Regions from separate parts of the Mus musculus genome. Here regions 1 and 3 are each linked to region 2. The links are chromatin loops, found by intact Hi-C in ENCODE. Cell type or tissue: left cerebral cortex. All regions are shown on one strand.

Region 1 (4,000 bases), 560 kb after region 2:
TTTTCAGCAGATTTAAGCTCTTTCCTCTGAATGCCTGTTAATAGAAAAACCATGACCTTCATATCTTTGCAAAAAAAAAAAATGATGCTTCATAGATTTTCTCATTTAATAGAGTCTTCTATGCCCTTGCATATCAAAACAATTTTTAAAAACTTTAAGAAACAGGAAATTAGACTGAAATGTAAGTGTTGATTTTTATATTCTTGGAATGATGAGCATGAAAAATATTGAGCAATACAAATGAATTTTAAGGTACATACTTTATGCTATATGCTTACTTTAAGAATAGTAATATAGTACTGTGTAGCATATATTATTTTTACACTAATGAGGACACTGTTGAATTAAACTATTGAAGGATATACAGACCAACTATTATAAATGGTGAATTTAGGCTCTTCATGAAAACCTACTTTATTATTAAATACAGTCCTTATATATTGTTTCAAAAAATAATTATAGCCAGGCAGTGGTGCTACTTGCCTTTAATCTTAACACTCTGGAGGCAGAGGGAGCTAGGTGGCTGAGTTTAAAGCTAGCCTGATCTGTAGAACGAGTTCTAGGACAACCAGGGATACACAGAAAAACCTTATCTCAACCTTCCCCTACAAAAAAAAGCACATTTATATTTATTTTATGTTTTCATTACCCACTATCTCTTTGGTGTGTGTGTTTGTGTGTGTCTGTGTGTCTGTGTCTATGTCTGGGTGTGTGTATTTCGATATGCATGAGTGTGATGGTCAGGGAACAACTTAGACGAGTTGGTTCTCTCTGTCTACCATGTGTACTCTGGCAATAGAACTCAGGCCATGAACCTTACTGTCAAGTTTTTCTTCCTGATGAGCCATCACTCTGTTCTTCTACTATATACTTTGCTGTCTAAAACTTACTGCAGTAAGCAGTATGAATCATTTAATGCCTATGTATTATTACATACCAGTGTCAATACAAAGACAATTTACCTTCCATGAGATGAGTCTGAACAATACCTCTATAATAAGAGACATTTTAAAGAATATCCAAGTCTACATTTTCAACAGAAATCTTCAGAAATGGTAAGTTACACTGGTCTTCAGGGAATATGGCAGATAGTGAGCCACTTTTAATATGTGTCCTGGCACAAAACCCTTGGCAGGAGTATTGCAATATTTTACCCATCACATTTTGCTTTCTCTTTATCATTCCCAGAATCCTTCACATTAAAAAGGAACAATTAAGGAAATCAAACAGAGCAAGATTAGAAGATGGTGACAAATAAACAGATAAAAAAAATCTAAAGGCACCAAATTTAGAAATACATATCCGGGTCCCTAAGTAAAAGCCTGTTTTCATCTGAAGGCAAAGACAATAAAGACCAAGCAATTGTGACATCAGAATTAGCAGGACAGGACTGCTTGCAAAGGAAACAGAAGGGAGGGAACCTTGGAAAGAACTTTCACACTTTTGCTTCTTGTTTTCCTAGCAACAGAGTGAATGCAGCTTCAACTGCCAAACCTTGCTTCATTTGAGTGAAAGCCCAGCTCTAAGAAAATTGCTTTTAGGTTCCACTAATTGCTTGGCAGTGCAGGCACACACAAATAGATCAAGTCTTTTGTGCTCCTGGAATGCGTCTAATTGTATGCATATGATGGATCTCCTTCATTTTCTGCTTCTAGATACACAGGTATCACAGTCAAACTATGATAATTATTTTTGGTATTCTTTGCCACTTGTTTGTTTTGGTTTCTCTCGCCCAGTGTCCTGCTATGTGGTTTTAAGTCATACCTACCTAGTCTCTTTTATTGCCAGCAGAATGGTCTGAGAAGCCCTCCTGTGATGCTAATGACCTTTAGTGGCCATAGTGTTGACTGTTTTTTTACTTCTGGATTCCTAAAAATGTCCCTTGCTTGTTAAGTATTATTTTGGCCTTCACATGAAAATAGGCTTTTACTTAGGGACCTGAATATGTAGTTCTAAATTTGATGCCATTAGATTTTGTATCTGTTTTTTTTTTTTTTCACCATACTATAATCTGCTCTATTTGATTTCCTTAACTGTACCTTTTTAATGTGGAGGATTCTGAGAATAATAAATAGAAAGCAAAAGAGCTATTTCCATATGTGACATTAAATATGTGAACTCAGAAGCACATGTCTTGTGAAAATGGTGTATCAGATATGCTATAAGGGCTCCTAAAAGTCAGCCAAATGCTGCCATTTTGTTTAACGACTTTCATATTAAGTTATATGACTGGATTTATTCCATCTCTAAGTTTCTTATTTCCTCTTCACTTATACATTCATTCCTTTATTCTTGCTTTTATTCTGCACTAAAATTTAAGCATTCCTTTTATTTTCCTATTTAATTTTCACTGCTTATTTTATTTATATTCCAACCTAAACTGTCTTCTCTCAGTATAATTATTTTCTTCAGAAAAATAGTGATGATCCTTAAATTTATTGTTGCATTATTATTCCTGAGGATATGTGAACAGACATCTTTTTCATAACAGTTAGCAACCTGTTAACAGACCAAGGAAATACTTCCATTCAAGTCCATTTTGTAAAGATATGAAGGGCATTACTGGCTGAAAATCAGGTTCATCCTCCAAAGGTATTTCCACAGCATTTGTCATGACTCACAAAGATAAAACCACTGCCATCCCCGCAATCAATATTCAATGCCCTCCAAACTCACACATGCCCACAATGTCTGGATAAGGGGCAAGTGAGAATGGATGAGAGGAATTGAAAAGAAGTATCTCCTCTTCTGTTATGTAATGACAATGCTTTCATTACTATGCTCATAGTTCTAGCAATTGGTGTGCAGTTTTGTTTAATTCATTGCTATGATTTTAGGGCAAAATTCTTCTGTAGGTTAGCATAACACTGTTCCACGTTGACCATTGTTATGCTATGCCTAGAGAAAATAGCAATGCCCTCATTGTCCATACACATGGATACATATGTATACACACACACACACACACACACACACACACATATATATATATATATATATATATATATATATATATATATATATATAATTTGAATAGAAGCCCAGGCTCCACCATTATGAAAATGTCTCATCTAGGACTCTAGGACAGTTATTTCTAGTCACCAATTTACAATTTGGTGCCTAAAAATACTTATATCTAAACTTTATAGACATAAAAACCATATTTCTTTTCAAATATTAGGTTCTTTTGTGTTCTACATAATAGAAACATGTGATGTGCTATATATATATATGAAGTAACCTACGTTTTTATGTTGTAGACACATACTCACATCCATATCATCTCTTTTCCAACCATTTTCCACTAACTTCAATTCAATCATGCTAACAGTAGGGTTACATTGAAGCACTGGGTACAATTTAAATGATGGGAGTTAGTACTAAGATTTTAAGATGTAAGTGGTCCTACTGTCATATCATTTGCCAGGTGATGAATAATATCCATAAAAAGAAAGAAAAGAAACAAATAGTGTAGTATATTCTAATCATAGTTAGAAAGGACACATGTGGGTGACAACCAAAATATGGACACTATGACCAAAAGCCAGCGAGAGTCATTTCTTCCACTTTTAATTCTGAAGTTCTAAATCATAGCCTCTTGACTGAAATTAACAGTCTATGCAGTGTACTTGAACTTTAACAAAATAGATCATGAGTGTTCCTTTGACAAGGAGGTAATTGTCTAGAGAGATGGCTCACTAGAGGTGCTTCTGTATGGACAACCTGGATTTGATCCCTGAAACCCTTAATGTGGTAAAAAATTACTTCAAGAGTACTCACATGTTCATATGTACATAATAGCATGTATATTCCTGCACATACACACAAAGAGGTACATACTCCCTTTCACACATATATAGTGAAAATACAAAGACTTATAATTCTGTGAAGTGCTAGATATAATAATAACTTCATTTATGGTTGTAATGTCATAATACATACTAATTTTACAATATCTATTATAAGCTTACATGTATAGACTACTTATTTCTCAAGTAAA
Region 2 (4,000 bases):
AGGTAATCCAACACCTTAGCTATAATCAGAACCTGAAAGCATACTAAGTTAAATGCATTTAAGGAGGCCTGCTGTCATTTCAGTTTCTAAAAGTGCCCATTGCTGATGTCAAGAAAAAGTTTAAATTGGGGTTGCAATGTCCTGCTAGCTACCTAAAATTAAGATCAAACCAGTTCCATGCCTCTTTAGGCTGTTTGGCATTAGACACCACTATGAAGCTAGAATCAACCTGAAGAAACCTTTTCTTGGAGAGCTCATTGTTTTCTGCAAAAAATTTAGTGGAAAGCTCCCCAGCCCCCAGCAGCGGAAAGTCTCTCTCACTCTTACTCTTCTTGGTCCTAGCAATGGGGGTGGGAGGGGGATGAAGCTTCATTTTATTTCCTATTTTGCTTGCTGTGCCCTGCTAAGTGTGATTGCGTATAAGATCTTTACCTTTTGTTGTCCAGTGTAGGAAGGAGTTTAGGATTCAGACTCAGAGCCGAGCCGACATGGCTACTTCTTCTGTACATGCTGCAATCCAGGTCAGAGGCCATGGAAGGGAAATCAAATGATGGTGAAAGATATTTTGTTAAAAGCAACATTGTTTGCCATACATCTACTGAGCTGTTCCTGAATCTAAGGAAGAACGAGGACAATTTGTTTGCCTTGGAAATGGGCAGCTGTTCAACGTGGAGAAAGTGGAGACGCCTTACCGTGTTTGGAGACCTTGGGGCCTGACATTTTCAGGCCTCATTAATCTTCACTTAAGTTCTGTAATTCCAGAAGGCACACTAGGCCTGCTTAATTACTCAACACTGTAGAGACAGTGTCAGTTTCTTTTCTAGAGCTAATTTATACATTCTAATATTTAACCCTGCTGCCCTTTGCTTGGAGACCCACATTCTGTGGGAGACGAGAAAGCAGAATAGTTCTGATCCAAAAAGATAAGGTTTTCTCAGAGAAACTGCCACAAGGCATTCTTCTGGAACCCAGTGAACACTCACATTTACTTGGTGTCTTGATTAGGGGTTCTATTGCTGTGACAAACCCACCATGACCAAAAAAGCAAGTTAAGGAGGAAAGGGTTTATTCTGCTTACACTTCCAATCATAGTCCTTCATTGGAGAAAGTCAGGTCAGGAATTCAAGCAGAGCTGGAACCCAGAGGCAGGAGCTGATTCAGTGACCATGGAAGGGTGCTACTTGCTGGCTTGTTCCTCATGGCTTACACAGTCTGCTTTCTTATAGAACCCAGGGCCATCAGCCCACGGATGGTACCACCCTCCATGGCCTGGCCCTTTGATCACCAATGAGAGACAATATCTGACCATTGGATCTCATGGAGGCATTTTCCTTTTAATGACTCTAGCTTGTGGCAAGTTGACTTGCAAAACCAGCCAGTACACTTGGTATCTGGATTTTGTTCTTTAATTATGTCAAGAGGTTGCTCCAAAAAGAAGACCCATTGCCTATGATGAATTGCAGTTACTATTGAACTAATTTGGTTTACCTTCGATAATTGTAAAAATTGACAGTGATTCTAAAAATATTTTCACAAGTCAAATTTCCCTATCAAGTATTTGCAAGTGAAGATAGCTGATGACATTTTGAGGACATTTATACATTTACCCTGGGTTTAACATCTGCTTTCAGTAAGGAGTTAATTTGACCAGAATCAAAGCAGGCTCCACATAAGAAACCAAGACAAGATGTAATTTACTGAAGCAAGATAACACCCAACTTAAAAAACACATCCTCTATCCACTTGCAGTTTATAGAGTCCATCAAGAACACCCCAGTCTAAACATCCAGAGCTTGCTTGACCTTAATAGGAAGTTGCCCGATTTCTTTGAGAATTATGGGTCCATCTTAAAGTCCCCACACTTAGGGGACTGAGTCAGCCAAAGGGAGAGCTCAAGGACAGACTCAGGCACACAGAATTGTAGGCCAGCTGGCGCCATCCAAGACTGCTTCAACAAAACAACACAATGAGAAAAAAAAACACAACCAACCAACCATCCTAAACAAAACAACAAACAAAGCAAACAAAAAGCAACGCTGGATGTGTACTGTTGCTAGAGTACTTGCCTAGTATGTGACAAGCCCTGACTTTGATCTACTACACATACTGGGCATTCTGACACATGCCCATTATCCTAGTATTCTCCTAGGTGGAAGGAGAATCATTAGCTCGAGGTCATCCTTAGTCATATAGCAGTTCACAATCATCTTTAATTACACAATATGTTCAAGACCAGCTAGGTCTGTAAAAGAGCTTGTCGTTAAAAAAAATAGTGCTTAAAGAGCTGCACTGTAACCTGTCATTACGATTATGTATTTTACACATGCATCCATGTGGGTGTATGCACAACGCTAGCAGTTTGCCTCTGCTGGACTTTCAAACCTCTTTTTGAGATTGATGGCAGTCCTATGCAGGTTGTTCTAATTATGTCATTCATGTCAGCAAAAGACTGGCTTCAGCAGAATATCAACCATTGACCAGAAGGTGGCAGTGTCAGACCATTTTGGATTAACAAATTACAGCAGCCCTCTGATTGCACGTTAAGACATTCATGCAAGGGACTATCAGAAGGATGGCTTTAAATGATTTATTTTCTAATACAATCTTGATGAAAAATGACCTTTCAGAATAGAAGTAATAAGTTTGCTCCCATTTGGTTTAAATTGAAATACAAGGGCCACTATGCAGAAAGCTGCAGATTTTTTTGAAACTAGCAGATTTATGAGATCTAACTTTTAGGAACTCTAAAAACACACATTTAAAAGTAAAAAATTCATAGCTTTGTGCTTGGAATCTGTAAAGATACCACAAGTGCTGGTTTAAAGTCTTGAACACAGTTCTGAGCATGCAAAGAATAAAAGTAGGACCATCTGGTCATGTCACCTAAGTAAGGTTTGTAGACTTATTTAACAATAGTATTATGTACTATTTATTACTTATGTGTAGGCCACAAGAGTTCACGTGTCCCATGTATGTTCAGGTGTATGTAGATTCCCACAGAGACTACAGAAGTGGTTATCAATCTGTAGGTCAAAACCTCTTTGGAGGTCAACCAACCCTTTCACAGGAGAAACCTAAGACCATCAGAAAACCCAGATATTTACACCGTGATTCATAATAGTAGCAAAATTACAGTCAAGAAGTAGCAACAAAATAATTTTGTGGTTGGAGGTCAGCACAGCATGAGGGCTGTATTCAAGGGTCTCAGAATTAGGAAGGTTGAGAACCACTGGGCTAGAGGACCGCTGATTCCTAGAGTTACAGACTTGGTGAGCCACCTGATGTGGGTGCTAGAAACAAGACCTGGATCTGCTGCAAAATCAGTAATGATCATATTGACTAAGGTACGTCTCATTAATGATCTCTAATCCCTGAGAAACTTACTTCCAAGTGTCACTGGCAATGATGATGGGCAGAGGAAAAAAATAAGGTGGGTGATGGGACTAGCTTGGATTTGATATGGGCAGCCATGGTTCCTGCCACTGGAAAAGGGCCAACAGGGCATGGGCCTCCAGTGTCATTAGCTTTTGTGGGCACAGGGCATGTTTATATATTTACTGTCCATAGTTTTATGTTTCTCCTCCAAGGAATGTCTTTTCTATTAGCATTAATGATTACTTGATAATCAGAGACTGTACAAGTCTGGTAGGCAAAGGCATGGCTAATGTCTCAGTAAAAATGGTAAACACTAGGACATTCAGGTCAGCCCTTAAGGCTGTGGAAAAGAACTCTAAAAACATGAATTCAAAAATATATAACTTCTCAACTATGCAAAATATAAGGTTGAAATATGAATTACACGAGAGGCTTTGCAGATTTAAAGGAACAGAGGCAGCTACACTATGAGCCAGCTTGTCAGAAAGATACAAAGACAGCAATATACAAATACAGGCAGATTCCTCAGTTTAAGGTCAGCCTGGGTCAGAGTGAATTTAGGTCCAAGCATGGTTGGAAAGGTGATTCCAGGGCAGTGCCCCACCCAAGTATCACATTGTCTAAG
Region 3 (4,000 bases), 1.1 Mb after region 2:
TTGTTCTAGCACACCTTCCCTTCTGTGATGTTCTCTCTTGTCACAGGCTCACAGCTCTGGGTCAAGCAACTACACAATGAGGTGTCTACCATTATGAGCCTAATGAATAATTTTTTATTTTGCTTATTACCCTTAGGTATTTTGTGGTGGTGAGATCAAGATGACTCATAATTATTTTAAGATAGAATAAATTCATCTAGATATATGAAATAACCTTTTACAACTTGCTAGATTCAGAAGAAGAGTTAAGATAGAGCAGAATGAGCCTATGAACATTTCAGAATTGCAAAGTATTAAACATTGTTTTAAAAATGTATTTAATTGCATTACATTCTCTGCAATTGTAAGTTAAGAATTATCTCTCCAAAGTACTAAATTTTTGACATAAACTCACTAAAAATAGAATAAAATATGTTGTAGCTGGTTTAGAAACTTACTAATTTCTTAAATTAACCATAAGCTATTCAATTTTTCCTTAAAAATATGTCCCATTTTTACTGGTGTCAAAGTTCAATAATTGGGCCTATCAGAGAAAAAATTATTTTCCTAATGGGATGATATTTATGCTTAAACTTACTACATCTGGGATCTAATACATTAGAGACTATTTTCCACTGAGTATCTCTTGCAAAAAGAGGTCATCTACAATGCATTAGGGGCTATGATTTAAATTTCTACTTTCAGTTCCAGAAGTATATGTCTGAAATTTCTGAAGCCTCATTTTCTTTCTGTAAATAAGTAAATATTTCTGACCACTTTGCTTCTGTGAATCCAATCTAAGAGCTTGTAATATCACTGATTCTCAATAGTCATTTTTTGGGGGGAGGGTGTTCATGGAAAATAATATGAAGTAAGAATTTCAGTGTCCTAATATGCAGATTTCCAATCATTCTCATGGCCATCAGGCCATCCCTCCTGCTCCTCCCTACACTCAACCAAGAACACCCCCACTCCTCACCTGATCTCCTTTCCCACCTAGTTCCCTCCATCCTTCTGCCTTACAGAACCATTCTATTCTCCCTTGCAAGTAAGACTCAAGCATCCTTGTTTGTGACCTATGGATGCTTTGAATCTCACTTGGAAGGTGAAATGAAATGGTCTTGAAAAGCAGCTGGAGGAATGGGGGCATTCTATGTTGGGTATAGCTTGAGGCAGGGTAGATGGCTAGATGACTATGAAAATGAATGGAAATCTACAACTGCTGTAGGAAGAGGTAGGAGACAGCTCCACGAAGAAATAGAAACTTGGAAGAGGGGAGGCACCTAAGAATCAATGGGGGTGTCATTAGATATTGAGACTGGGGAGGCCAGGGTGGCAGGATACTCAGAGGGTCTCAAGCACCTGCTCAGAGGAGAATGGGAGGTAGATGGGGGAATGGTTGTGAGAGGGGGTGACTAGGAGGTGACAGTGAGCAGAATATAAAGTGAATTAAAGTGTACCTTCACTTCTTGCTTAGCTTTCAAAATAGCCTTAATTAGTTTTTGATATTTAATAAAGGCTTTATTTTACTATTATGGCCTTACATTTTTGCCTACATTCTATTAAGTATTGCAGAAGGTATCTCAGCTAAAAGTAGATTGTTCAAATCATTTTATCCTAGTAATCATTGACTCATAGCAGAATGACAATTCTGAAAAAAAAAAGCCAATTCTTTGGCTCTTCTAATTTTTAAGATTACATTATAACTAAATATATTCCTCCTTCCCATTTTCCCTCAAAACTCTGAAAATTTCTTCCTTTTTCTCTTTTAAATCCATGACCTGTTTTTCATTAATTGTTGATATATATAATATATATATAATATATATATGTATATATATATTATATATATATATATAATATATATATATATATATATATATATATATATAATATATATATATCTTGTATTTATGTTTTCAGAACTGACCATACATCCTTACATGTGGCCTGTCCGTTGTTTTCATTCATCAAATTAAGTTTAAAAAACACAATGAAAACTCAAGGCTGGGTTTTAAGGTTTCTTCTATAGCACATAAACCATGCATATTTATACTTTATGTTGTTGTTGTTGCTGCTGCTGCTGCTGGTGGTGGTGGTGGTGGTCGGTACAGTATTTTTTAAAACAGGGTATTAGCTTAAATCAGGGACTTGCCTATGATTTCTTTCTATCACAACTGAAGAGGGCTATGCTATCATGCTTACTGCACAAGGAATTGTCTCAAGTCATGAATTTTAAAAAGAACTCCTTCAGAGAGTTGAGAACAGATTTATAACCAGCTGGCGCTAGGCTATATTTGGCATATGGAGCCTAGATTTAGTTATCATCTTCAAAGTACAAGAAAACCATTCTAACAGCATCATTGTGCATGTAACATAAATGACTGGGAATTACTTTAAGCAATCTCCAGGTGACCAGAACCAGGTCAGATGCCATGACAATGTGTTGCAGTTTCTTAATTTTATGTGCTTAAGTTGGTTCTCTCAGATAGTCAAAAGTGTCAGAGCTACAGAGGAAGTCACTGTTTAGTTTAATAGGTATATGTACACCAGGTGGTTTTCTGTATTTTGTGTGCTAGTATAGACACATGCATTTGTTAAAAGAAAATATGGATAAGATGTTAAATATGATCACCAGATTGGTAGGGTTGAATGAGGTGACTGTCTTCCCAGAAACAGAAACCCTCACCTTCCCTGTTCCTTGCTCATGAAGGGACATTCATACTCATGCTTGTTATAAACAAATCATTTATCTGTGTCAGCTCCCGTTTATGACTTTATGTCCCAGCAACTTGTGCTGCAAGAAAAAAAAATCTTCTTTGAGGGAATGTTACATGTTTTGTGTTAATTTTCCAGCACTGCCTACCTCTGTAATTCATACAAGGTACTGTGTTATATTTTTCAGAATTGAAACTTATGTCTACAACTGAACCAGGGGTTAGTTTTCATTGGTTGTCTGTGCATAACAGCAAGGGAAGTAAAAATAGCATGTGTTCCCTATAAAAGGATGAATAGATAATGAAAATATGTTACATTTCAAAATTGATTATAATAATCTTTTAAATAAGACGAAATTAGGAATTTCACAGCTAAATAAATGAGATTGAAAAAAACATTCTCAGTAGACTAACAATGACACATAGAAACATACAGAGTTTGTTGTTTTCATTGAAAAGCTCAACTTGAAATGTCAGATACATGTGTCAAATTTGAATATTAATAAAGGTCAGGAATGTGTAAGGGTTAATGATTGTCGGTTTTCAGGGGACAGAAAATATAACTCACTGGTATTAAAAGAACAATGCAATAAATGTGTTAAATGGTAAAAATGAGCAGGCAGAGCAGGTTACAAAATTGAATATAGGAAGTAATAATTAATATTAAAGGCATGTTGAAAGGAAACATGGAAATCTACTACTCTAGACACTAAATATATGTATGAAGAATTTAAATCAAGTTACTTTGTAACAAGGCAGGGATAACAATGTCACTGCTATATCATAGAGGGTAAAAATTTAAAAGTACAGGGCCAAGAATATTAAAATATCCTAGTGAACATACAAATAATTTCAGAGTAAATATTTTATTATACTGAAAACTTTATGAATAAACATGTTTATTTGCTTCTTAATTTGATATCACCACAAATTATAATTAATAAGGTTAATTTATGTAGATACTTTACTCTTCAGCTCTTTTTTTCTCCTAAATTATTTAAAAATTGGCACTAGGATGTTCAATTTCACTTTCTTTACATTTTACACTTCCTATTATTAAAATTTTGTCTTCGTCTCTACATTCACTGAAATTTGTTAAGTCCCCACCATGATATTCTTTCTGAAAGAGCTGCATATGACACCATGATGCAGCACACTTTAACATTCATATTTTCTTGCCTGATACAAGAATAAGAGTAACGTGTACTTTAAGATCAAGGGAAAATATGGATATTTAAGCTCTGCCTGACAGTTGCAAAAATTAACTTGTCATCCCAGAGTGTTTGTATGGCAGTAACAGAGGC

What was found. Hi-C counts contacts between places; a loop is a spot of excess contacts. Peaks named below come from ENCODE experiments on the same cell type or tissue, not always from the same donor. Only the 100,000 strongest peaks of a DNase experiment are listed, where the experiment ranks them.
Region 1: a loop joins it to region 2, with 2.5 times the contacts of the local background. A loop is called at or near these places in 3 of 42 quality-filtered maps.
Region 3: a loop joins it to region 2, with 3.0 times the contacts of the local background. A loop is called at or near these places in 2 of 42 quality-filtered maps.

The regions. Positions count from the first base shown.
Region 1 is chr4:80,199,951-80,203,950 of GRCm38, reverse strand. No RefSeq gene overlaps it. Among named protein-coding and RNA genes, the nearest start is that of Gm32658, 430 kb to the left of the region's middle. In left cerebral cortex, no CTCF peak of the experiment used is centred here; a DNase peak (open chromatin) is centred at 1,501; H3K27ac peaks cover 230 bases.
Region 2 is chr4:80,764,418-80,768,417 of GRCm38, reverse strand. No RefSeq gene overlaps it. Among named protein-coding and RNA genes, the nearest start is that of Gm42304, 26 kb to the right of the region's middle. In left cerebral cortex, a CTCF peak has its summit at 2,472 (motif pointing right); a DNase peak (open chromatin) is centred at 2,489; H3K27ac peaks cover 1,197 bases.
Region 3 is chr4:79,668,962-79,672,961 of GRCm38, reverse strand. No RefSeq gene overlaps it. Among named protein-coding and RNA genes, the nearest start is that of Gm32658, 960 kb to the left of the region's middle. In left cerebral cortex, no CTCF peak of the experiment used is centred here; DNase peaks (open chromatin) are centred at 1,082 and 2,272; H3K27ac peaks cover 2,667 bases.